Linked DNA regions of Homo sapiens: region 1 is linked to region 2. The links are chromatin loops, found by intact Hi-C in ENCODE. Cell type or tissue: mammary epithelial cell. All regions are shown on one strand. Links, peaks and the distances in the headings refer to the core of each region. The heading gives the core; the rest is flanking DNA. Region 1 has its middle 150 kb from the start of CD109. Region 2 overlaps LOC101928516 (a long non-coding RNA gene).

The links. Peaks named below come from ENCODE experiments on the same cell type or tissue, not always from the same donor. Only the 100,000 strongest peaks of a DNase experiment are listed, where the experiment ranks them.
Region 1: it touches region 2 in a loop (14-fold over the local background); 4 of 110 quality-filtered maps call a loop at or near these places.

The regions. Positions count from the first base shown.
Region 1 is chr6:73,842,070-73,859,315 of GRCh38, reverse strand. No RefSeq gene overlaps it. Among named protein-coding and RNA genes, the nearest start is that of CD109, 150 kb to the right of the region's middle. RefSeq lists an enhancer at 7,517-8,100. In mammary epithelial cell, for the core only: CTCF peaks have their summits at 2,798 and 4,125 (motif pointing left); no DNase peak of the experiment used is centred there.
Region 2 is chr6:74,086,875-74,094,874 of GRCh38, reverse strand. All of the region lies in intron 1 of LOC101928516 (a long non-coding RNA gene), which reads right to left. Among named protein-coding and RNA genes, the nearest start is that of CD109, 390 kb to the right of the region's middle. In mammary epithelial cell, for the core only: a CTCF peak has its summit at 3,332 (motif pointing left); no DNase peak of the experiment used is centred there; H3K27me3 peaks cover 255 bases.

The DNA of each region.
Region 1 (17,246 bases), core at 1-8,000, 240 kb after region 2:
ACATGGATGTCTGTTACAAACCCATACACATATTTAGCTTTCCATACTTTTCCAAATTCCTCATTTTCTCTTCATATCCTTTCCTCTTACTGGCACCTACATTCTCCAAAGTTATCAGATTCTGTAAGTTCACTGGTCCACCCATACATACCTTAAAAAAACTGCTCTGTACTAGGGAGGAATTTACATGTCCCAAACCCCTTTCCCAAGGGCTGCATCCCACTCTGCAAATCGAAACAATCCATTTGGCTCTTATGATAATACATGGTCCTTCTTGAGTGATCCTATGAGCAGTTTCACAAGACTTTCTGGATATAACACCTTATTTCTCTATGCCATTAACAAATATTTTAGGGCAGAAACTTTTCTACACTCTACAAATCTAACCGCAGGGAAAAGGTGGCATTGGCAAGCAAGCTTGGGTCAGTTGTGGTGTTTGACAAACAATTCATAAGGATAATTACAGGGCTTAAAGTTTATAAACTTAAAATTATATATGTGTATCATTATGTGTAATTTTTACTAAAAACACCAATCATCATATTATACGAATTCCTTTACTATAGTGAAAGAAGAAGACTTTAAAGTAGTAAAAACATGTATTATTGTATTAACTACCAAAAAAATGGTTTCCATAGAAAAAGAAACCAAAACAATACAAATTGCATGAAGAAAAGAGTTTGAGCAAATCAAAGCCAGATGATAAAAGCTGAATACTAAAGAAAGAAAGAATGGCACACAGATGGTTCAAGAGAAGAACAGAATCAGCAAAACAAAATTCAAGAACATAAAGACCAAGCCTATACTGCTCCCAGATCCTCAGGAATGCTCACTGATTGGAAAGATGTCTGTCCTGAATTGCAAGAGAGCCAACTAGAATGCTGATATAAACTTGGTGATTAAGAATGTGGGCACTGGAGTCACAGTGTGGGTTCAAATCTCACATCTGCTCTTAAGAAGCTATATAACATTGGGAAATAACTCAACAACCCTAAGCTCATCTTTAAACTAGGGACAATAATTGTACTTTCTCCATTTGGTGGCTAGATGAATTAAGAGGCAATAAATTTAAAGCATTTGCTTTCCATTTAGTTAAGTACTAAATAATATTTTGATACATATTAGTTGTATATTTGAAGATAATATCAAGTTAAGAATACAGAATGACATCCCAGATAACATTATTCCTGAAATGGCATTGTATTATTTTATCATCAAACTCCAGTTTTTACTCTAGATTGCTTTCCCCAAGCAAAACATACATCTTCAACGTATGTGATCACACCAGGAGCTAGGGGATTGTGGATCAATTCTGAAAGATTTAATCTTGGTCAATAGGATTTGGTGAAAGTCAGGTGAGTGAAATGAGGTGGCAGGGTGGTATAATGGTTAGTAATACATGCTCTGGAACCAGATCGCTAGGATTTCAGTCCAGGTTATACACCTACTATCATGTGATATATAGTTCACCTCATTTGTCAGTGTCTCTGTCTGTAATATTGCACTTACCCTGTAAGGCATTTGGAAGGATTACCTGGCATTAAACATGTAAAGAACTTAGAACAATGCCGGGCACATTGTAGTCAAGCAATCAATGTCAGCTGCTGCCACAAGTGGCACATGGTGGTCAGCAACAGCTGCCCTATTGGAGAGAAAACTGGACAAGTGTTACAGATGAGCCCCTTGACAATGTCATATGATGATTTTCCTTTCTCACAGGAGCAGAGTCCATACTCTGTGATTATTAAGCAATTGTCATCAACATCTTGGTGTTCTTTTCCCAGGAAATAAACGGCCCTGAGGAAAAGAAAATGAAACATCTGGACTCTCCTGCTCAATGCCCCTTTGTTTAAAATTGGGATGGCTTGCTTCTTTCACGTCCCCCCAACATTAGAGAGGATTTATCCTTCTGTGTACTGGATAAAGGAAGAGGGTAGTGATCTGGCACACTGGCAACCTGGCACAACATATCTTTCCCAAAGAAGCAGTAAAAGGAGTTACACCTAGACACACACAAACACACACACACACACTCCTCTGAAGCACTCACTTTGTCATGCTTTCAAATGCAGGCACAGGAGAATCCTTCTATTTCAGCCCTTCAACCAATAGGCCACAAAGTTCGGGGTCCCAGAGTCCTTGAAATAACCCCACTTTCAACACAGGGCCTGCAGACAATGCAATTAACACCTAATATTGCTCAGCACTGTCTTGAAGTAAAGAACCTGTAGAAACCTCTTTTCACTGGTCTCTGTCTCTTGTACCTTGACACTTCTGTATCATTGCAGAGTAAGATCTAGCCAAGAAAGTGAAAACATCCCAATCTGGGGAAATGTGAAAACAACTTGGATGCAGGAAACCTGTTTTAGCCCCTGCCCCAACTTTAACCTTGTAACGTTGGGAACATTACTCGGCCTCTCTGAACCTGTTTCTGGTTTCCTCACCTGAAAACAGCTGGGTGAGAGAGTCAGTTCTAAATTGATAATAAACAGATAAGTCCCCTACTTGGCCTTCTCCTTCTACCTAATCACTGATAGATTTGAAAGAACTCTGTCAAGGGGGAAGCTTAGAGTGCAGCTCTCTGTAGCATTTTATGGGAAAAGAAATACCAACTGTCCCCTCTTTGCACGGGTCCTACTCTGAGTGGAATCCCCATCACCCTTTAAGGTGGCAATGAACAAACAAAAGCTCTCATGAGAAAGGAGGGCTAGGCCCTGTGACTCTAGCTTTTTAACCCTGACATTCAAATTTCTGCTTTCAACATCTCATCTATTAAAGCTACCACTTCTACACTGGCCTCACCTGGAGGCATGGCTCTGCCATTACAATTTTAACTTCCTTAAATTCCATTCAGTATAGCTGAAATAGGTCCAAAACATTTAGAAATCACTAACATCTAAGGGAAAACAGAATAAGGAAAAAAAATGGGCAACTAAATAATCTGGTTTAGGTGGTGTAGTTCACCCATCTTCACCCTTCTCCCTGTTTCCCAGCCTGTCTGTATGGCAGAGGCATCTTAAACCCCTCCTTCCTGAGAGCATCCTCGGGTGTATCTAAACATCCCTGCCCAAAGTCAAGACAGCAATACCCAGAGAAAGGCAAGAGCTCCCTCTCCCACCTCCTGGTTTCCAGTTTTCTTTCTGAAGACCCACAACTTCCCCAGATGATGGCCCCAGGAATTACTGTCTCCTTTAGGGAGATGAAACTCCCACCCCAGGACCTTCCCTCTCTCACCAGGACAAGTGTATCACAAACAAGTATTCAATTGAAGGAAGGGAAAAAGAGGATGGCTGGGCCTTATGGAGGTAAGCTTCCTTCATTATGGTATCAAATCCAGTAATGCACTTTCCTGTTAGAGAATTTCTAGACAGTCCTCCCAAACGAGAAGCGTTTCCTGGATTATCATAAAACGTGTCTATATAGAAAAGCTAGTTCACAATGAAAAAGAACATGTGGAAGGTGAGTGCTGTACAATGAAGATAGGCTTTGAGAAGCCCTCCAGGCAACCAAACCTCCACTAACAAGTCCATTTTGCTGTTTTTTCTGTTATGTTTATTCTTCTCCAGCTATGACTATAAAAGAGGACGCACTGGGGAGAAACATACTTCAAGTACAAAGCAAAAGTAGGTGGAAAAAGATAGTAATAAATACGTGTTCTATGATTAATCAGGATTCTTGATTCCATTAGGAGATTAAAATTCCACAAATTCTAGGTCAAACTTTACTTGCCATAACTTATTCCCTAACCAAAACAGGCTAGAGAAATGACAGTAGAATCTGGCAATAGTACCTCTTTCTAAACTGTCCAAAGGTTAATGATCTCTTCAGTTTTGAAAATCAGGATTTACTTTTATAAAGTCAAAAAGAAACTCCCACTCTGTACGTGGTTTTTTTTTTTACTCTAAGAATAACAAATTATTATGCATAAATTACATGCCAAAAATAAGAATGCATCCTAAAAAGTATGTGGTAACAGAAGTAAGCAGATTATTGTAATAACCTTATCACCTGTTTTCCCAGAAAAGAGAAAAAGCCCTCCGATCTCATTTCATTCTTAGTATTCAACAGGAACATTAAAATTAGGCAACAATTTGGGGGAGGTACTTTCTTCCCTCTAATCCTCTTCTGCCCCCTAGTGGTCGCATATTTTTATGTCATACAAGATAATTTCCATTTTGAATATCTGGTTGTTATATTTCCACCATTAGAGTAACTCTATTGTATTTTACCCCTGTCATAAACCTTAAAACCAATTTAATAAACACATCTGACTACTCAATAAAACTTCACGATTATTTTAGTACTTACATATTGTGTATTAACTTACAACAGCTTTATCTAAAATATTTTCCCTGGAAAAAGCCCAGAGATATTCTGGGTGAAATGACATTCATGTGGTGGGCTAAAGGTTCAGAAAGCATGGAATATCATATCCTTTTAGAATTCAAAATATACATTGTTATATTAAAGATAAATCCTACAGCAATGACATTTTTTGTGATTTCCTAAACTTTGCCATTAAATACTTTTTTTTCACGTTAGACCTGCTAGCATCCTATAAAATACCATTTGGGGAAGTGTTGGTATCTAAGCATTATTCTCAACCCTATTGTTTTCTCCTGAGAATGGCTGAGGATTTCATTCTTTGTGACTCTTCTTCCTTTGTCATGCCTATTATGCCCCAATATATCAACTTCAATTATTTTATTTGAACACTATATCAGGTTGGCAAAGTAATATACACTCCATAGCTAAAACTCCAGCAGGGTATCAAAACCAAATCCTTGAAATGCTGCTCAGCAGTAAAAGGAAATGAACATTGATACACACGACAGCTTGGATGATCTTAAGTGCATTTTGCTCAATGGAAAAAAAATCATCAAAGCTTACATACTGTATGATTTCATTTGTATAACATTCTCAAAATTACCATTATCAAGACAGAGAATAGATAAGTAGTTACTAGGGATTAAGGAAGGATAGGGAGGGGATGACCCTAAGCAGCATGAAGAAGTCCCTTTGTGATGAGTAAACAAATCTGTGTCTTAACTATAAATGGTAGTTACATAAATCTGTACCTGTGATGAAAATGTCCTAAAATTATACAAAAAAACATGTAAAAATAAATGCTTGTAAAAAGAACTTGAAGCCAAGTAAGGTCTGTAGTCCAGTTAACTGTTTCCTGCTAATCAATGTTCTGCCTTCAATAATGCACCATAGTTAGATAAGATGTCACTGTTGGGGGACACTGGATGACAGGCATACAGGACCTCTGTGTACTATTGTACAACTTTTTGTGAGTCTATAATTATTTCAAAATTAAAAATTTTTTAAAGTAAAATTCTATGGCCCACACCAATGTTCACAGTATGAATTCCTTTGGATTTTTCTGAATTCCTCAATAATGTTTAAATTCCTCTAAATTACAAAAGAAGAAAAATAGGAGTAGAGTGTTATATAAGAATAATTAGTTAATACGTCATTATTCTGTGCGTTGGCAGATTACTCACAGGTCCTGACTATCTACTGGTTCTCCTCACTGGGATGAAATGAGATGAAATAAGCTTCACTCAAATGAATCCTTGATAAACACAGACACACACACACACACATTTTCACTTTCTCAGTCTTTCTTCATCTCAATAAGTGCCTTTCTCCTATCCCCTAGTTACTAAGGCCAGACATTTTTTCTTTTTCTGGGCTCTTCATATTTAGAGGTAAGGCCAGACTTTTTGAATCTTCTCTTTTCCTCACTTCCTACATCCCATCTATTCCCAAGTCTTACTGATAATACCTCCAAAATACCTCAAGTCTGCACATAAAGAATATACAAAAGGAAATGAGAATTCAAAGGAAACAGAAAATGCATCTGACAAATGGGAGAGTGTGCGAACATAGAAGGCAAAGGAGGGGGCAGAGCAAGAGGGCTGAATAGAAGCCTCCACTGATTGTCCCCCCTGCAGGAAAGCCAAGTTTAATAACTATCTATACAAAAAAGAACATCTTATAAGAAGCAGAAATCAGGATACAGATACCAGCTCAACCACAGTGGAGTACAATGCCAAGAAGGCTCTTGGGGTCCTCAATTCTGGGCCTTGGCTTGTGGATGACAGTTTTGGACCTGTCCTGGTCCAGAGAGGAGTCCACTGCCCTGAAGGGTGAGTCCCAGGCCTGGCAGCATTCACCACAAGCTCACTGAAGAGCTCTTGGGCCTTAAGAGAACATTGGCCATAGCCTGCCAGTACTTTCCATAGGCCTGTGGTGGTGATGGCCATAGGAAGAGACTCCTATGCCTGTGGAAAGGGGAAGGAAAAATGGGAAGAACTTTGTCTCATGGTTTGAATGCCAGCTTAGCTGTAGTAAAATAGAACAAAAGGCAGATGTTTAAGGTTTTTGACTCCACTCCCTGGCTCCTGGATAGCATCTCTAGACCTGTCCAGGGGCTGGGGTAACTTGCTACCTTGAAGGGAAGAATACAAGCCTGGCTGGCTTCACCACCTGCTAACTGTAGAGTCCTGTGGTCTTAAACAAACATAGGTGGTAGCCAGGTAGTGGTTACAGTGGGCCTTGGGTGAGACCCAGTGCTGTACTGACTTCAGATATGACCCAGTACAGTCTCAGCGATGGCCACAGGAGTACATGGGTCACCCCTCACTCAACTCTAGGTGACTCAGAACAGAGAGAAAGACGTTTGGGAGAAAGTAAGTGACAAGAACAACAGTATCTGCCTGGCAACCCAGAGAATTCTTCCAGACCTTATCCAAGACCACTAAGTCTGCGAGAAGCACAATGTTACTGGGCTGGAGGTGCTCGTGCTCCCTAATGCAGATATGGCTCAGATCATAACACCCAAGTACCCTTGAATACCTGAGAAGCCATCCCAAAAAGGACAAGTACAAATAAGCCCAGACTGTGAAGACTACAAGAAATACCTAGCTCTTCAATACCTAGACACCAACAAACACTTGCAAGCATCAAGACCATTCAGGAAAACATGACCTTAGCAAATGAATTAAATAAGGTACCTGGGACCAATCCTGGAGAAACAAAGATATGTGGCCTTTCAGAGAGAACTCAAAATGGCTATTTTGAGGAAACTCAAAAAAATTCAAAATAATATTGAGAAAGAATTCAGAATTATATCAGATAAATTTAACAAAGAAATTGAAATAATTTAAAAGAATCAAACAAATTCTGGAGTTAAAAAATATAATTGACATATTGAATAATGCATCAGAGTCTCTTAGTAGCAGAAATGATCAAGCAGAAGAAATAATTAGTGAGCTTGAAGATAAACTTTTGAAAATACATCATTTGCTCTCCCTCTCCCTCTCCCTCTCCATCTCCCCACGGTCTCCCTCTCCCTCTCTTTCCACGGTCTCCCTCTGAGGCCAAGCTGAAGCTGGACTGTACTGCTGCCATCTCGGCTCACTGCAACCTCCCTGCCTGATTCTCCTGCCTCAGCCTGCCCAGTGCCTGCGATTGCAGGCGCGCGCCACCACGCCTGACTGGTTTTCGTATTTTTTTGGTGGAGACAGGGTTTTGCTGTGTTGGCCGGGCTGGTCTCCAGCTCCTAACCGCGAGTGATCCGCCAGCCTCGGCCTCCCGAGGTGCCGGGATTGCAGACAGAGTCTCGTTCACTCAGTGCTCAATGGTGCCCAGGCTGGAGTGCAGTGGCGTGATCTCGGCTCGCTACAACCTCCACCTCCCAGCCGCCTGCCTTGGCCTCCCAAAGTGCCGAGATTGCAGCCTCTCTTCCCTTCTGGGAAGTGAGGAGCGTCTCTGCCTGGCCGCCCATCATCTGGGATGTGAGGAGCCCCTGTGCCTGGCTGCCCAGTCTGGAAAGTGAGGAGCGTCTCTGCCCGGCCACCATCCCATCTAGGAAGTGAGGAGCGTCACTGCCCGGCCGCCCATCATCTGAGATGTGGGGGGCGCCTCTGCCCCGTCTGGGATGTGAGGAGCACCTCTGCCCGGCCACGACCCCATCTGGGAGGTGAGGAGCATCTCTGCCCGGCCGCCCCGTCTGAGAAGTGAGGAGTCCCTCCGCCCGGCAGCCGCCCCGTCTGAGAAGTGAGGAGCCCCTCCACCCGGCAGCCACCCCATCTGGGAAGTGAGAAGCGTCTCCGCCCGGCAGCCACCCCATCCGGGAGAGAGGTGGGGGGTCAGCCCCTGCCAGGCCAGCTGCCCCATCCGGGAGGGAGGTGGGGGTCAGCCCCCGCCCGGCCAGCCGCCCCGTCTGGGAGGGAGGTGGGGGGTCAGCCCCCGCCCGGCCAGCCGCCCCATCCGGGAGGTGAGGGGCGCCTCTGCCCGGCCGCCCCTACTGGGAAGTGAGGAGCCCCTCTGCCCAGCCACCACCCCATCTGGGAGGTGTACCCAACAGCTCATTGAGAACGGGCCATGATGACAATGGCGGTTTTGTGGAATAGAAAAGGGGGAAAGGTGGGGAAAAGATTGAGAAATCGGATGGTTGCTGTGTCTGTGTAGAAAGAAGTAGACATAGGAGACTTTTCATTTTGTTCTGTACTAAGAAAACTTCTTCTGCCTTGGGATCCTGTTAATCTATGACCTTACCCCCAACCCTGTGCTCTCTGAAACATGTGCTGTGTCCACTCAGGGTTAAATGGATTGAGGGCGGTGCAAGATGTGCTTTGTTAAACAGATGCTTGAAGGCAACATGCTCCTTAAGAGTCATCACCACTCCCTAATCTCAAGTACCCAGGGACACAAACACTGCGGAAGGCCGCAGGGTCCTCTGCCTAGGAAAACCAGAGACCTTTGTTCACTTGTTTATCTGCTGACCTTCCCTCCACTATTGTCCTATGACCCTGCCAAATCCCCCTCTGTGAGAAACACCCAAGAATGATCAATAAAAAAAAAAAAAGAAGGTACTTTGTAGTCTCCCCCACCCCTAAGAAGGTTCTTTGTAATTCTCCCCACCCTTGAGAATGTACTTTGTGAGATCCACCCCTGCCCACCAGATAACAACCCCTTTGACTGTAATTTTCCATTACCTTCCCAAATCCTATAAAACGGCTCCACCCCTATCTCCCTTCGCTGACTCGCTTTTCGGACTCAGCCCACCTGCACCCAGGTGAAATAAACAACCATGTTGCTCACAAAAAAAAAAAAAAAAGAAAAAAGAAAACACATCATTTAAGGAGATAAAAGAAAAAAAAGAATAAAAAAGAATAAAGCATGCCTTCAAGATCTAGAAAATGACCATAAAAGGGCAAATCTAAGAGTTATTGGCCTTAAAGAGGAGGCAGAGAAATATATAAGAGTGGAAAATGTATTTAAAGGGATAATAACAAAGAACCTTGCAAACCTAGAGAAAAATATAAATATCCAAGCACAAGAAGGTTATGGAACTCCAAGCATATTTAACTCAAAGAACACTGCCTCAAAACATATAATAGTCAAAATTCCAAAGGTTGAGGATAAAGAAAGGACCTTAAAAGCAGCAAGAGAAAAGAAACAAATAACATACAATGGAGCTCCAATACCCCTGGCAGAAGACTTTTCTGTGGAAACCTTACACATCAGGAGAGAGTGGCATAACATATTTAAAGTCTGGAAGGGAAAAAACTTTTATCCTAGAATGGTATATCCAGCAAAAATATCCTTGAAACCTGAAGGTGAAATAAAGACTTTCCCAGACAAAAGCTGAGGGATTTTATCAACACCTGTCCTACAAGATATGCTAAAGGGAGTACTTCAATCAGAAAGAAAAAAAAATTAATGAATGTAAGAAATTTTCTGAAGATAAAAAACTCACTGGTAATTCTAAGTACACACAAAAACACAAAATATTATAGCACTGTAATTGTGGTACATAAACTACTCTTAAGTAGAAAGACTAAAAGGTAAACCAATCAAAAATAATAACTACAACAACTTTTCAAGAAATAGACAGTACAATAAGCTATAAATAGAAACTATGAAAAGTTAAAAAGCAGGCGGACAAAGTTAAAGTGTTGAGTTTTTTTTCATTTTCCTATTGTTTGTTTGATCATGCAATCAGTGTTAACTTCTCATCAATTTAACATAATGTTTAAGATATTATTTGCAAGCCATAAACTGAAATCAAAATATATACAATGGGCACATAAAAAATAAAAAGCAAGAAATTAAAGCATACCACAAGAAAAAGTCAACTTCACTAAAAGGAATACAGGAAGGAAGGAAAGAAGAAAGAGAAGACCACAAAACAACCTGAGAGCAAATGACAAAATGGCAGGAGTAGGTCTTTACTTATCAATAATAATATTAAATGTAAATAGACTAAACTCTCCAATCAAAATAAAGAGTGGCTGAATGGATTTTAAAAACAAGACCCAGTAATCTCTGGCCTACAAGAAACACACTTTACCTATAAAGACATAAATATATTGAAAATGAAGGGTTGGAAAAAGATATTCCATGCCAATGGAAACCAAAAAGAGCAGGAGTAGCTATGCTTATTGCATACAAAATAGATTTCAAGATGAAAACTACAAAAACAGACAAAGCCATTATATAATCATAAAAGGGATCAATTCAGCAAGAGGATATAATAATTGTAAATGTTTATGCACCCAACACTGGAACACCAAGATATATAAAGCAAATATTATAAGAGCTGAGGAGAGAAATAGACCCCCAACATGATAATAGCTGGAGACTTCAACCCCCAACTTTCAGCATTAGACAGATTTTCCAGACAGAAAATCAACAAAGAAACATCAGACTTAAGCTGTACTAGAAAACAAATGGACCCAATAAATATTTACAAAACATTTTATCCAGTGGCTGAAGAATACACATTCTTCTCCTCAGCACATGGATCATTCTCAAGGATAGCCCATAGGTCACAAAACAAGTCTAAAACATTAAAAAAAAAACTGAAATAATATCAAGCATCTTTTCTAACCACAATGAAAGAAAACTAGAAATCAGTAACAACATGAATTTTGGAAACTATACAAACACATGGAACTTATTTTTTTTTTTTGCAGTCTTTGATTTTTTTTTTATTATTATACCTTAAGTTTTAGGGTACATGTGCACAATGTGCAGGTTTGTTACATATGTATACATGTGCCATGCTGGTGTGCTGCACCCATTAACTCATCATTTAGCATTAGGTATATCTCCTAATGCTATCCCTCCCCTCTCCCCCCAACCCACAACAGTCCCCAGAGTGTGATGTTCCCCTTCCTGTGTCCATGTGTTCTCACTGTTCAATTCCCATCTATGAGTGAGAACATGCGGTGTTTGGTTTTTTGTCCTTGCGATAGTTTACTGAGAATGATGATTTCCAATTTCATCCATGTCCCTACAAAGGACATTAACTCATCATTTTTTATGGCTGCATAGTATTCCATGGTGTATATGTGCCACATTTTCTTAATCCAGTCTATCGTTGTTGGACATTTGGGTTGGTTCCAAGTCTTTGCTGTTGTGAATAGTGCCACAATAAACATACTTGTGCACATGTCTTTAAAGCAGCATGATTTATAGTCCTTTGGGTATATATCTAGTAATGGGATGGCTGGGTCAAATGGTATTTCTAGTTCTAGATACCTGAGCAATCGCCACACTGACTTCCACAATGGTTGAACTAGTTTACAGTCCCACCAACAGTGTAAAAGTGTTCCTATTTCTCCACAGCCTCTCCAGCACCTGTTGTTTCCTGACTTTTTAATGATTGCCATTCTAACTGGTGTGAGATGTTATCTCATTGTGGTTTTGATTTGCATTTCTCTGATGGCCAGTGATGATGAGCATTTTTTCATGTGTCTTTTGGCTGCATAAACATCTTCTGAGAAGTGTCTGTTCATGTCCTTCGCCCACTTTTTGATGGGGTTTTTTGTTTTTTCTTGTAAATTTGTTTGAGTTCATTGTAGATTCTGGATATTAGCCCTTTGTCAGATGAGTAGGTTGTGAAAATTTTCTCCCATTTTGTAGGTTGCCTGTTCACTCTGATGGTAGTTTCTTTTGCTGTGCAGAAGCTCTTTAGTTTAATGAGATCCCATTTGTCAATTTTGGCTTTTGTTGCCATTGCTTTTGGTGTTTTAGACCTGAAGTCCTTGCCCATGCCTATGTCCTGAATGGTAATGCCTAGGTTTTCTTCTAGGGTTTTTATGGTTTTAGGTCTAATGTTTAAGTCTTTAATCCATCTTGAATTAATTTTTGTATAAGAAACACATGGAACTTAAACAATATGTTTCTGAATGACCAGTGGGTCAATAAAGAAATTAAGAAAGAAATTGAAAAAATTTTAAATAAGCGATGGATATACAACATACCAAAACCTATGTGATACAGAGACAGTCACACTAAGAAGAAAGTTTATGGCTATAACTGCCTGTAGCAAAAAAGCAGGAAAACTACAAATAAACAACCTAACAATGCATCTTAAAGAACTAGAAAGGCAGAAACAAACCAAACTCAAAATTAGTAAAAGAAAAAATCATAAAAGTCAGAGTAGGAATGAACGAAATTGAAATGAAGAGAGCAATAAAAAAGATCAATGAAATGAAAAGTTGGTTTTTTGAAAAGATTACCAAAATTGAAAAACCTGTAGCCAGACTAAACAATATTAAAAAACAGAGAAGAACCAAATAAATAAAATCAGAGATTAAAAAGGAGACATTACAGTTGATACCACAGAAATTTGAAGGATCATTAGTGGCTATTATGAGCAACTATATGCCAATAAATTGGAAAATCAAGAAGAAATGGATAAATTCCTAAACACATAAAAACTACCAAGATTGAACCATGAAGAAATCCAAAAGCTGAATAGACCAATAACAAGTAATGAGATTGAAGTCATAATAGAGTCTCCCGGGAAAAAAAAACTGGGACCTGATGGTTTAACTGCTGAATTCTACCAAACATTTAAAGAGCTAATACCAATTCTACTTAAACTATTCCAAAAAGTAGAGGAGAAGGAAATACTTCCAAACTCATTCTACAAGGCCAGTATTACCCTGATACCAAAACCAGACAAAGGCACATCAAAAAAGGAAAACTATAGGCCAATATCCCTGATGAATATTGATGCAAAAATCCTTAACAAAATACTAGCAAATCAGATTTAACAATGCATTAAAAAGATCATTCATCATGACCAAGTGGATTTATCCCAGGGATGCAAAGATGGCTCAACATATGCAAATTTATCAATGTGATACATCATATCAACAGAAAGAAGGACAAAACCCATATGTACTAGTCTGTTTTCATGCTGCTGATAAAGACATACCAGAGACTGGGAAGAAAAAGAGGTTCCACATGGCTGGGGAGGCCTCAGAATCACGGCAGGAGACAAAAGGCACTTCTTACATGGCAGCAGCAAGAGAAAATGAGAAAGAATCAAAAGTGGAAACCCCTGATAAACCCATCAGATCTTGTGAGACTTATTCACTATCATGAGAATAGCACAGAAAAAACCAGCCCCCATGACTAAATTGCCTCCCCCTTGGGTCTTTCCCACAACACATAGAAATTCTGGGAGATACAATTCAAGTTGAGATTTGGTGGGGACACAGCCAAACCATATCATTCTGCCCCTAGCCCCTCCAAATCTCATGTCGTCACATTTCAAAACCAACCATGCCTTCCCAATAGTCCCCCAAAGTCTTAACTCCTTTCAGCATTAATCCAAAAGTCCACAGTCCAAAATCTCATCTAAGACAAGACAAGTCCCTTCTGCCTATGAACGTGTAAAATCAAAAGCAAGCTAGTTGCTTCCTAGATACTATGGGGGTACAGATATTGGGTAAATATGGCCATTCCAAATTAGAGAAATTGGCCAAAACAAAGGTATTACAGGTCCCATGCAAGTCTGAAATCCAGTGGGGCAGTCACATTTTAAAGCTCCAAAATGATCTCCTTTGACTTCAGGTCTCACATCCAGGTTTCGCTGATGCAAGAGGTGGATTCTCATGATCTTTGGCAGCTCTGCCCCTGTGGCTTTGCAGGGTACACCCTCCCTCCCAGCTACTTTCACGGGCTGGCACTGAGTGTCTGTGGCTTTTCCAGGTGCAAGGTTGAAGGTATTGGTGGCCCTCTTCTCACAACTCCACTAGGCAGCACCCCACTAGGGACTCTGTGTGGGGGCTCCCACCTCACATTTCCCTTCTGCACTGCCCTAGCAGAGGTTCTCCATGAAGGCCCCAGCACTGCAGCAAACTTTTGCCTGGGCATTCAGGCATTTCCATACATCTTCTGAAATCTAGGTAGAGGTTCCCAAACCTCAATTCTTGACTTCTGTGTACCCACAGGCTCAACATGGAAGCTTCCAAGGCTTGGGGCTTCCACCCTCTGAAGCCACAGCCTGAGCTGTATGTTGGCCCCTTTCAGCCACAGCTGGAGTGGCTGGGATGCAGGGCACCAAGCCCCTAGGCTGCCCATAGCATGGGGACCCTGGGCCTAGCCCACAAAACTGTTTTTTCCTCCTGGGCCTCCAGGCCTGTGATGGGAGGGGCTGCCATGAAGGTCTCTGACATGGCCTGGAGACATTTTCCCCATGGTCTTGGGGATTAACATGAGGCTCCTTGTTACTTATGCAAATTTCTGCAGCCAGCTTGAATTTCTCCCCAGAAAATGGGTTTTTCTTTTCTATTGCATAGTCAGGCTGCAAATTTTATGAACTTTTATGCTCTGTTTCTCTTTTAAAATGGAATGTTTTTAACAATACCCCAGTCACCTCTTGAATGCTTTGCTGCTTAGAAATTTCTTCTGCCAGGTACCCTAAATTATCTCTCTCAAGTTCAAAGTTCCACAAATCTCTAGGGCATGGGCAAAATGCCACCAATCTCTTTGCTAAAACATAACAAGAGTCACCTTTGCTCCAGTCCCAATAAATTCCTCATCTCCATCTGAGACCACCTCAGCCTGGATTTTATTGTCCATATCGCTATCAGCATTTTGGGCAAAGCAATTCAACAAGTCTGTAGGAAGTAACAAACTTTCCCACATTTTCCTGTCTTCCTCTTAGCCCTTCAAACTGTTCCATTCTCTGCCTGTTACCCAGTTCCAAAGTTCCTTCTACATTTTCAGGTATATTTTCAGTAATGCCCTACTGGTATCAATTTATTGTATTAGTCTGTTTTCACACTGCTGACAAAGACATACCCGAGACTGGGAAGAAAAAGAGGTTTAATTGGACTTACAGTTCCACATAGTTGGGGGGGCCTCAGAATCATGGCAGGAAGCAAAAGGCACTTCTTACATGGTAGCAGCAAGAGAGAATGAGGAAAATGAGCAAAGGCAGAAACCCCTGCTAAACCCAACAGATCTCATAAGACTTAATCACTATCACGAGACTAGCACAGAAAAACCAGCCCCCATGATTCAGTCACCTCCCCTTGGGTCCCTCCCACAACTTGTGGGAATTCTGAGAAATACAATTCGAGATTTGGTGGGGACACACCCAAACCATATCAACATATGATCATTTCAACTGACACTAAAAAAAATTTTTGATAAAATGGAACACCTCTTCATGATAAAAACCCTCAAAAAACTGGGTATAAAAGAAAACATACCTGAACATAATAAAAGGCATATATGACAAACCCACAGCTAATATTATACTGAATGGGGAAAAAAATGAAAACCTTTCCCCTAAGATCTGTAACACAACAAGGATGCCCACTTTTACCACTGTTATTCAATACAGTACTGGAAGTTCTAGCCAGAGCAATCAGACATGAATAAGAAATAAAGGGTATCCAAATTAGAAAAGCAGTTGTCAAATTTCCTTGTTTGCAGGTGATATGATCTTGTACTTGGAAAAACCTAAAGACTCCACCAAAAAACTATTAGAACTGATAAACAAATTCAGTCAAGTTGCAGATCAACATACAAAAGATCAAAATATCAATGACATTCTTCACAGAGATAGAAAAAAATCCTAAAATTTATATGGAATCACAAGATACCCAGAATAGCCAAAGCTATACCAAGAAAAAAAAAATGAAATTGGAGGAATCACATTACCTGACTTCAAATTATACTACAAAACTATAGTAACCAAAACAATATGGTACTAGCATAAAAATAGGCACACAATGGAACAGAATAGAGCCCAGAAACAAATCCGTACATCTATAGAGAACTCATTTTCAACAAAGGTGCCAAGAACATACATTGGGGAAATGACAGTCTCTTCAATATTCTGGGAAAACTAGATATCCATATGCAGAAGAATGAAACTAGACCCTGTCTCTCACCATACACAAAAATCAAATCAAAATGGATTATTAAAGACTTAAATCTAAGACCTCAAACTATAAAACTACTGGCACAGCAAAGGAAACAACAAAATAAAGAGACAACCCACCGAATGGGAGAAAAGATTTGCAAACTACTCATCCGACAAGAGATTAATAACCATAATATAAAAATCAAAAATGGGAAAAATATCCGAATAGACATTTCTCAATAGAAGACATACAAATGGCAAACAGGCTTATGAAAAGGTGTGTAACATCATTGATCATCAGAGAAATGCAAATCAAAACTACAATGCAATATCACCTCACCCCAGTTAAAATGGCTTTTATCCAAAAGACATGTGATTACAAATGCTGGTGAGGATGTAGAAAAAAGGGAAACCTCATCCACTGTTGGTAGGAATGTAAAGTAGTATAACCACTAAGGAGAACAGTTTGGAGGTTCCTCAGAAAGCTAAAAATAGAGCTATCATATGATCCAGCAATGGCACTGCTGGGTATACACCCAAAAGAAAGGAAATCAGTATATCAAAGGAATATCTGCACTCTCATGTTTGTTGCAGCATTATTCACAATGGCCAAGATTTGGAAGCAACATAAGTGTCCATCAACAGATGAATGAATAAAGAAAAGTGATACATATACAAAACATAGTATTATTCAGCCATAAAAAAGAATGAGATCCTGTCACTTGCAACAACATGGATGGAATTTGAGGTCATTGTGTTAAGTGAAATAAACCAGGCACAGAAAGACAAACTTTGCATATTATCACTTATTTGTGTGAGCTAATAATTAAAACAACTGAACTTATGGAGATAGTAGGAGAATTGTTACCAGAGGCTCAGAAGGGTAGTCATGGGGATGGGGGGAAGTGGGGATGGTTAATGGGTCCAAAAAAATAGAAAGAATGAATAAGACCTAGTATTTGATAGCAGAACAGGGGATTAGAGTCAATAATAATTTAATTGTACATTTTAAAAGCAAAAATATTATAACTGGATTGTTTGTAATCCAAAG
Region 2 (8,000 bases), core at 1-8,000:
TCAAAGGCAGCAGGTTGAGTCCTTCTCATATTGTATGACTCTGACCTCTTCTGCTTCTCTCTTCTAAGAACTCTTGTGATTGCACTGGGCCAACCCAAAAAACCCAGGATAATCTCTCTATTCTAGATTTAAGTTGCTAGCAACCTTAATATGCAAAATAATTCCCCTAACCTAACCCATTAATAAATTCCAGGGAATAGGATGTAGACATCTGGGGGTGGCCATTAGTCTGCCCAACACAATAAATATGAATGCATGTCTGTATGCATACACACACCAGGGCAAATATGTATATATTTCATTTGTGTACCTGCACACATATATCTATTTATGTATATAAGGAGAAATTTATACCTATACCCTCATATATTTCTATAATACAAAAACTTACACATTTCTTCAACTAGAATACTGTTCCAGGAAGAATTCTCTCCCTACAAGAACAACTTGTATACATTCATCTCTCAATATCCATTGGGGATTGGTTCTAGGACATCTCATGGACACCAAAATCCATGGATGCTTATGTGCCTGATAAAAAATGGTATAATGTTTGGATATAACCATTGCACATTCTCCCATATATTTTAAATCATCTCTAGAGTATCTATAATACCTAATATGATGTAAATGCTATATAAATCATTGTCATACTGTTTTGTTTTGGAAATACTGACCCAGAAAAAGTATGCACATGTTTAATACAGACTACAGACACAATCTTTGATTTCCAAATATTTTTGATCTGCATTTGGTTGAATCCACGGATGCAGAACCAGTGGATATGAAGGTCTTACTCTACTTTCTTTTTTTCTCAGTTCAGAAAAACTGTAAACTCCATCAGGTTGACCTTACCATGTTTTCCAAGAAGCTCATAACTAAATTTAAATTTCACTTGTAATAGTTTACTAATCCCATATAATGACTACATCTAGCTATCACCTTTTAATTAAAATATTGGATCTACATGTGAATGTTTATAATTGTACTGTATTATATTTATTTCATATTGAAAACTACTTCAAATGTTTTTTTGAAAATAGAATAGGTTATAAATTATCAACAATGACAGCTCTGACAGAAATCCCAGGAAAGCAAAATGATAGTGTTACACTTTCTTTAGACCACGACATTAAATAACAAATCATGGAAAGCTGAAACCATACAGTAATAAGACTCCAAATCCCTGAGAAAGGAAAGAACATTCACACTAGCTTTCCATTTTCCACAGTTCTGAGCTCTGAGCCATTCCAAGAAAATCAAAATGTGATAATCCCAGTCAGATAGAATATCCAAAAGAAAAAAGAAAGAAAACTTTCCAAGAAGAAATGGAGCCTGAGTGGCTGCATGCTCTCACTACATGGAAAGCTTTGAATTTCCTCAAGCTTTGCCACTCCCTGGACATTCATCCTTTCATAATACTTCACCTCTAGAGCTCAGAGACCCATGGGCATTTTAAAGGATTTCAGATGAGCCACTGGATGTGAAATACATCACACATACTAAAAGGCCCAGCCCAGAGCTGGAGGTAGTCCCAGCAACAGCTATTCCACAGCTAAACCACGGTCCCCATGCCCATTCCTGTCAGCAGTGGTGAGCCTCATTAACTCAACCCCATTTACAAAAGTAGCTCATGGATCACAGTCCTAGATGCCACCTCCAGAGTGGGAGCATAAGCCCTCCTCGACTGGTCCTACCTCCCCCTCCCCTCTCCTCCATGTAGGTGATCTTGCTCTCCATGATGACTTAGACATGCATCAAGGTAAAGCTTATAAGCAAGGTGGGCCAAGAAGGAGGCCTCATGTGTACAGAGAAAGGAAGCTCTGATTGCCCCACTGCCCCACCTGAGAGACTACTAGTCACCTTCTTGAAAATATCTCTGTTTAAGCATAGGTAGCAGAAATGAACTCAAAACCTGGCACCAAGATCTACCCGTATGTGGCCTTCAGCAAGTCACATGCCTAAGAAGCCTTATCTCTAAAACAGGATTAATAATAGTGCTCGCCTTGTAGATTTGCTGTGAGAATGAAATGCCATGATATATATAAACTCCTTAGCGTGCTGTATGATGTAGTAAATGCCATAAATGGTAACTAAAGGAATAGATTAAAAGAATTAAAATTAGTAATGCTCCATCTGGAATGCCAAAAACACATTGCATATTGAGTAGTCCAACAAGATCTATTTGTTTAAATTCTCAAAACACTAGAAAGAAATTTGGTCCATAGAAAACAACAAGGGAAGCATTTAATCTGCAAACAGCCTGCAATAGTAACACCTATCATTTGTTGCAGGTATATTCCATACCTGTTACTGGACTAAGCAATTTTTATATACAATATAATCTTAACAATTACCACTTACTTACTCATTTTAAACATCAAATTACTTATGCATAAGTAAACTGGGGAGCAGAAAAGTTAAGGATTTACCCAAAGCCCCACCCCACAGCTAATGAGTTGCAGCTCTATCCCAAACCTGCTTTGAAGTCAGAGCTGATGCTGTTGATTATACGCGTTTTCATGTTTGTTGCATCCCTGAGAGAAATTGAGATTCCTACCAATGCCAATCTTTTAAGAGTCCATTCATACGGTGACCACACAGTCTCTTTGCAGAATTGGCCTCCCCTCACTAAAGGTCCATTCCCCATACCTTGCTTTGCACACTATGAGCCAAGCTATGTTTTGTAGCCTCCACCAGGACCTCATTCCAAAGAGGTTTTCCTCTGGATATTCTGTCTTTTTGTTTCCCTGAGTTCGGCTGCTGGCAGGCCCCCCAACTTTTGAAATGAGGGGGCAGAATCTTTTCTATTCATTTCCACGATGGCACCATTTTTTGTTCCCTCCCTCCTAGAAAGCAAGAGTACTTTAACATTGGCTAAGAACTTCAGGTCAGAAGTTAGGTAAACTTTGTTTTAAATCCTGGCTCCAGCTTTTACTGAACATGTGACTTTGGGTAAGTTCTTGAGTAACACCAATTTTCTTTATTTGTTGAATGGAGCTAATAGTCGTATTTATCACGCTGTTTTCTTGAAAATATTATACGATTAAATGAAGATTAAATGTACAGCTTTTAGCACAATACCCAGCACAGAGCTAGCTATGCAAGATATTAGTATAACACTCATACAATTTTAAGGCTTGAGGTATATTTTCTGACAGACTCTAAGTGTCATATTCATTATGGTGTCCCTAGTTCCTATCACAGTGTCCGGCCTGTAGCTGTGGCTTGTCACACACTTGCTGATTGATCGAATGAAATGCCGTGAATGAATCCTTTATCAGGATATCACAAACTACTGTCACACTCCCCCTAGTGGTGATCTAATAAATTCCCCTACTTGGAGATTCCTAACCTTTGCCTTTAAATTGGATACTTTGGGGACAAAGAGAGATGTAGAAATAGTTTTTAAGAAGCTTTATACATAAAGTGCTGTGTGAAACCTCTGCACTATTCTCTTTCAAAACACTTAAAGATCAACACTATTTGTCTTGGCTTCTAGCGTCAGACTGCTGTTTCTTTGACAGTGATACAACGCAGACCCTGGGTCACATGGGACTCAGTTATATTCCGATTATATACATGTTCACAGAGCCTCTTTCCAAGGAGGGTTCTCTTCCAAGGAGGGTTCATTATATGCTTGCCTAGCCTTTTTGGTGTGTTGTGGCTAACCACTCTAGTAGGAGAAAATAACTAAACCAGAATGACGGAAAGGCGATGAAAAGAATGGGAAGAGCAGTGTGAACTGCGTTTGGAGAGTGAATTCTAGGGAATTTTGAGAAAGTATCATGGGTGAAACAGTAATGTTTGAGCTATTGTGAGATGGAAAGAAAAAGTATTTTAAGATACTTTCCTGTGTGTGGTAAATGGAATTCACCTTTAAAATTTCTTCACAAGACTTCAGTACACATTTAAATAGCTTTTCCAAGACTTTTGGCACATCTAGTGGTGTTTCTTTTGAAGAGGATACCTTCTTAAGACTGCCCAAAATGGGTCCTGCTTTCTTTCAGCTTTTATACATACTTGGTCAATGAACATTCGTTGCTATAAACTGGGCTATGTAGGTAGACCAGTTTCTCTTTTTTCAATACCCTGAACCATACACATCTTCACATGGATCCCTGTATAATGACTTTCTCCTTTGAAACTGCCTTTTACATCCTTATTTATTTCAGCTGCATTAAAATGGCTACTTGAAGAAGCAAGCAGATTATTTAGCATAATTCCCCCAATGATTAATTCTCTTTCAAGGATAGATTTCCAGTAAAATTGCCTTCCAGCCTCCTTTCCTGTTTTGTTGAATAAATAAGTGGTTGTTGGCCTCCACCAATATCCACAGAACAGTAAGGAGCGTGGTTCTTTAGGCTCCAGTGTTTCTCTACTCTCCCACCTACTACTACCAGTGTGACCTTCATAAAATCACAGACATTCTCTGCGCTGCAGATCTTCCTTGTTTTTTCTCTCATTTTGAAAAATTTGTATTGGATTTTAAATACACGCTTACTGCAAAACTCTCAAATAATATGAAATTATATAAAGTGAAACACTTGCTCTCTCCCCACTTCCCACCCTGATCAATCCTTCTACTTATAGTTGCTATCTTCTTATATTTTTATACAAATAATATGTAAATTAGTATATAATTTCTACTAATAAAAATAGTATTGTATAGTATGCATTATACAATTTGAAATTTTCTTAAAAATTAGATCACACTAGACATAATAACCAAGTTACTTTTTTATGTTTTCAAATGGAAATAATAATAGAAACAGCGATTTTATGAGGCTCAAGTGAAATAATGTATGTGAAAACAATTCAACAGTTATAAGATACCCTGCAAAACTATCATCTTTTTATTATAACTAGGAGCTCTTTGCTCATAGTTTACTCTTCTTGTATGGTACCCGGAATGACCAGCTTTTCTTCTTTCCCCTGGTTTCTTAAAAGTATGCTTATTTTCTCAATTTAAAGATACCCTTTAAAAAATATTTTACCATCTCTGAAACCAAGATACATATTACAATAAATATTGTGTCCTGGTTTAATTTGGTAATATTTTTTCGATCTTACTGATTCATAAAATAATGGTGTATCTTAGAATGATGGCATCTTAGATTTGGTGATATACATTAAGTGTATATCTCTTCTTTCCTTAATCAATTTGCAAAATTGTCACCTTATGTAAACAACTTCATCTCCTTCTGTCTAAGCATCATTGGCCATTAAATGGTGGTAATATTTAGAAGAGTTATCATTTTAAAAGTACCAGAGATAGGAATGCCTTATAGTATAAATTCATTAAGTATGAATTTCATCTTTTCCTGTACCCCTTTAAATTAAATTCTTAATTCTCAGGCTGAAATTTAAAGTCCTGACCACATCATTGCATGTCATATACTCTGTCCTTCAACCAACCTATACCACCTGCTATTCTGCAAAATTACCCCATATTTTCTCAGCCCTGACCCCTGACCAAACAGTTGTCTATCAAAGTCCCACCCACCCAATGTCAGCATGCATAGAATTTTTTTCTGATGTTATTGGAGCAGATGTGATCTCTTTTATATTTGAGCCTCCATAGTACTGTATTTTGTTAAATACATTTTTTGTGTTATCCTCACCTCTGTCTGCTAGAACTTGCTTCAAAACACTCTTTCTCTTCATTGCCTGCATATCCCATTCAACAGCACACTACCTTACATAATGTAAGTTTTCGGTAAATAATTTTTCATAGAAATGTACTTTCAACATTAAAATCTGTGGTTATGAGGCATTGCTTCCAGGAATTGTAACATTTTCAATATTTCAATCCTTACATAGTTCCAACTTGAATTTTTATTAGTCTTAAAATATATTTCAAGGTAGTTTGTAGGCAAATATTCTCTTAATTCCTTGAAATCCTTCTTTTAGAAGAAGGATTTTACAGCCGGGAGCAGTGGTTCAAACCTATAACCCCAGCAATTTGGGAGGCCAAGGTGGGAGGATCACTTGAGTCCAGGAGTTCAAGACCGGCCTGGGCAACATAGGGATACCCTGTCTCTACAAATAAGTTAAAAATTAACTGCCTGTGCTCATTGTGTGTGCCTGTGGTCCCAGCTACTCAGGAGGCAGAAGCAGAAGGATCACCTGAGGCCAGGATGTCAAGGCTGTAGTGAGGTGATATTGTGGCACTGCACTCCCACCTGGGTGACAGAGCTAGAAACCAAGATACATATTACAATAAATATTGTGTCCTGGTTTAATTTGGTAATTTTTTTTTATCTTACTGATTCATAAAATAATGGTGTATCTTAGAATGATGGCATCTTAGATGCCATCTCACAAAAAAAATAAAAAAATATGTATATATGCACACACACACACACACACACACACACACACACACATTCAGGTTATTTTATATTTTAAAGAAAAACATGTAAATTTTCCAAATAAGAAAATTGAGAGAAGGCAAAATCAATTCACCAATTATAGTTGGTGCTTTGTCACATAAATAGAAATAATACTGAAGACAAAGCTATTTGAAGATCCTGAAATGTGGATATTCATCCAATCCCACGCAAGATAATTGCCACAAATTTTGTCCTGTATAAACTGAAACTGTGACTATAACATATAGAAGGCTTATACAGTTTCTAGCTATTGAAAACAGAAATGTAGCTAACTAGCTTCCCTTATTTAATATCAGTGATTTTGTAAGGGAATGGTTCTCTTTACAAATAATGATAAACATGCATCTTGCTAAAATTATACAGAGAAACAGAGACCTCCAGTGGCTGAATAACTTCACATAGCGAGAATGTGAACAGCATAAAACAGATGGGAAAGACATAATGGATTATTCACCCAAAAGGTTCTTCAGTCTAGTCTTTCTTTCATGGCATGTACTCTAGTACTTCCTTAATTCTGGTCTAAGTGTCTGAGGACAACTGTGTTCTCACCGTTATGTCAGGAAAATCATATCCCTATCTAAGAGAAGTTGTTACTAGACAGTTTACCTGGTATTTATTTAAAATTATTTTTAATTAGGTTATATAAATTAATTTAAATTATATCTTCCAATTATTTTCTGTGATGTTTTTTCTATTAATATAGTTTCACTGCTTACAAGCAGCGATACTTAAATTTTTTAAATCCTCAATTGATCTTTGTGAGATAAAGAGCACAGACTACATATATGTAAGAAGAAAGTTATATACATAAATATAACATTTTAATAATTCAAATTAATGAGGTGAATGAAAGAAAACATGACAGTTACAAAATATATTTCTAAAACTAACATAATTCATATTATGTGATTCCACTTAATTCTCATATGTTTCCAAAGCTCAATATATGCTTTAATGAAAGCAAAAGTATAAAAATTGCTTGAATCTAAGCAAAAAGGGTTTTATTAAAGGTCTGAGGATCTTTAAAAACTATAGGTTCTCTGTAGCATGTTAAATATTTCTCCCAAAGGGGAGAAAAAACCATGTAAGTTCATTTTCCTTTGTTCTGTCTCTAATATTAGAGAACCACATAGTTTCATTCATTCAAAGAACAAATAGTTGCTAGATATTGAGGATATAAAGATGACTTGATTAACCTTTTAAATATTCAGTTTTCACTAAACACTAAGGTACAAATTAAGCTTCTATGACTGCTCAATAAAATTGAACAGTATTTATGAAAAGCTTACTAAGACAGCCCAGTTCTAGCTTAGAGGTTATTTCTGTATTTTTAAAATAAGGTTGGATAGAATAATAAAATAATGCCTTCCAAAACAGACTTCTTTCCCAAATATTCACACACATCTCCTTTCCCAAATCTCCATGTTTTGGAGGTTTTCTCTCTAAATACAACTCTGAGGCCAAATGCATACAAGACACAGTAAAGAGAAGTTTGGTTAATATAAGACATTATTACATACATACGGGTTTTTATACTTAAGATCAGGACACCTGAGGTCATAGCTACTATAAATAGGAGCCATGTCTTTGAACTCACAGTACCAG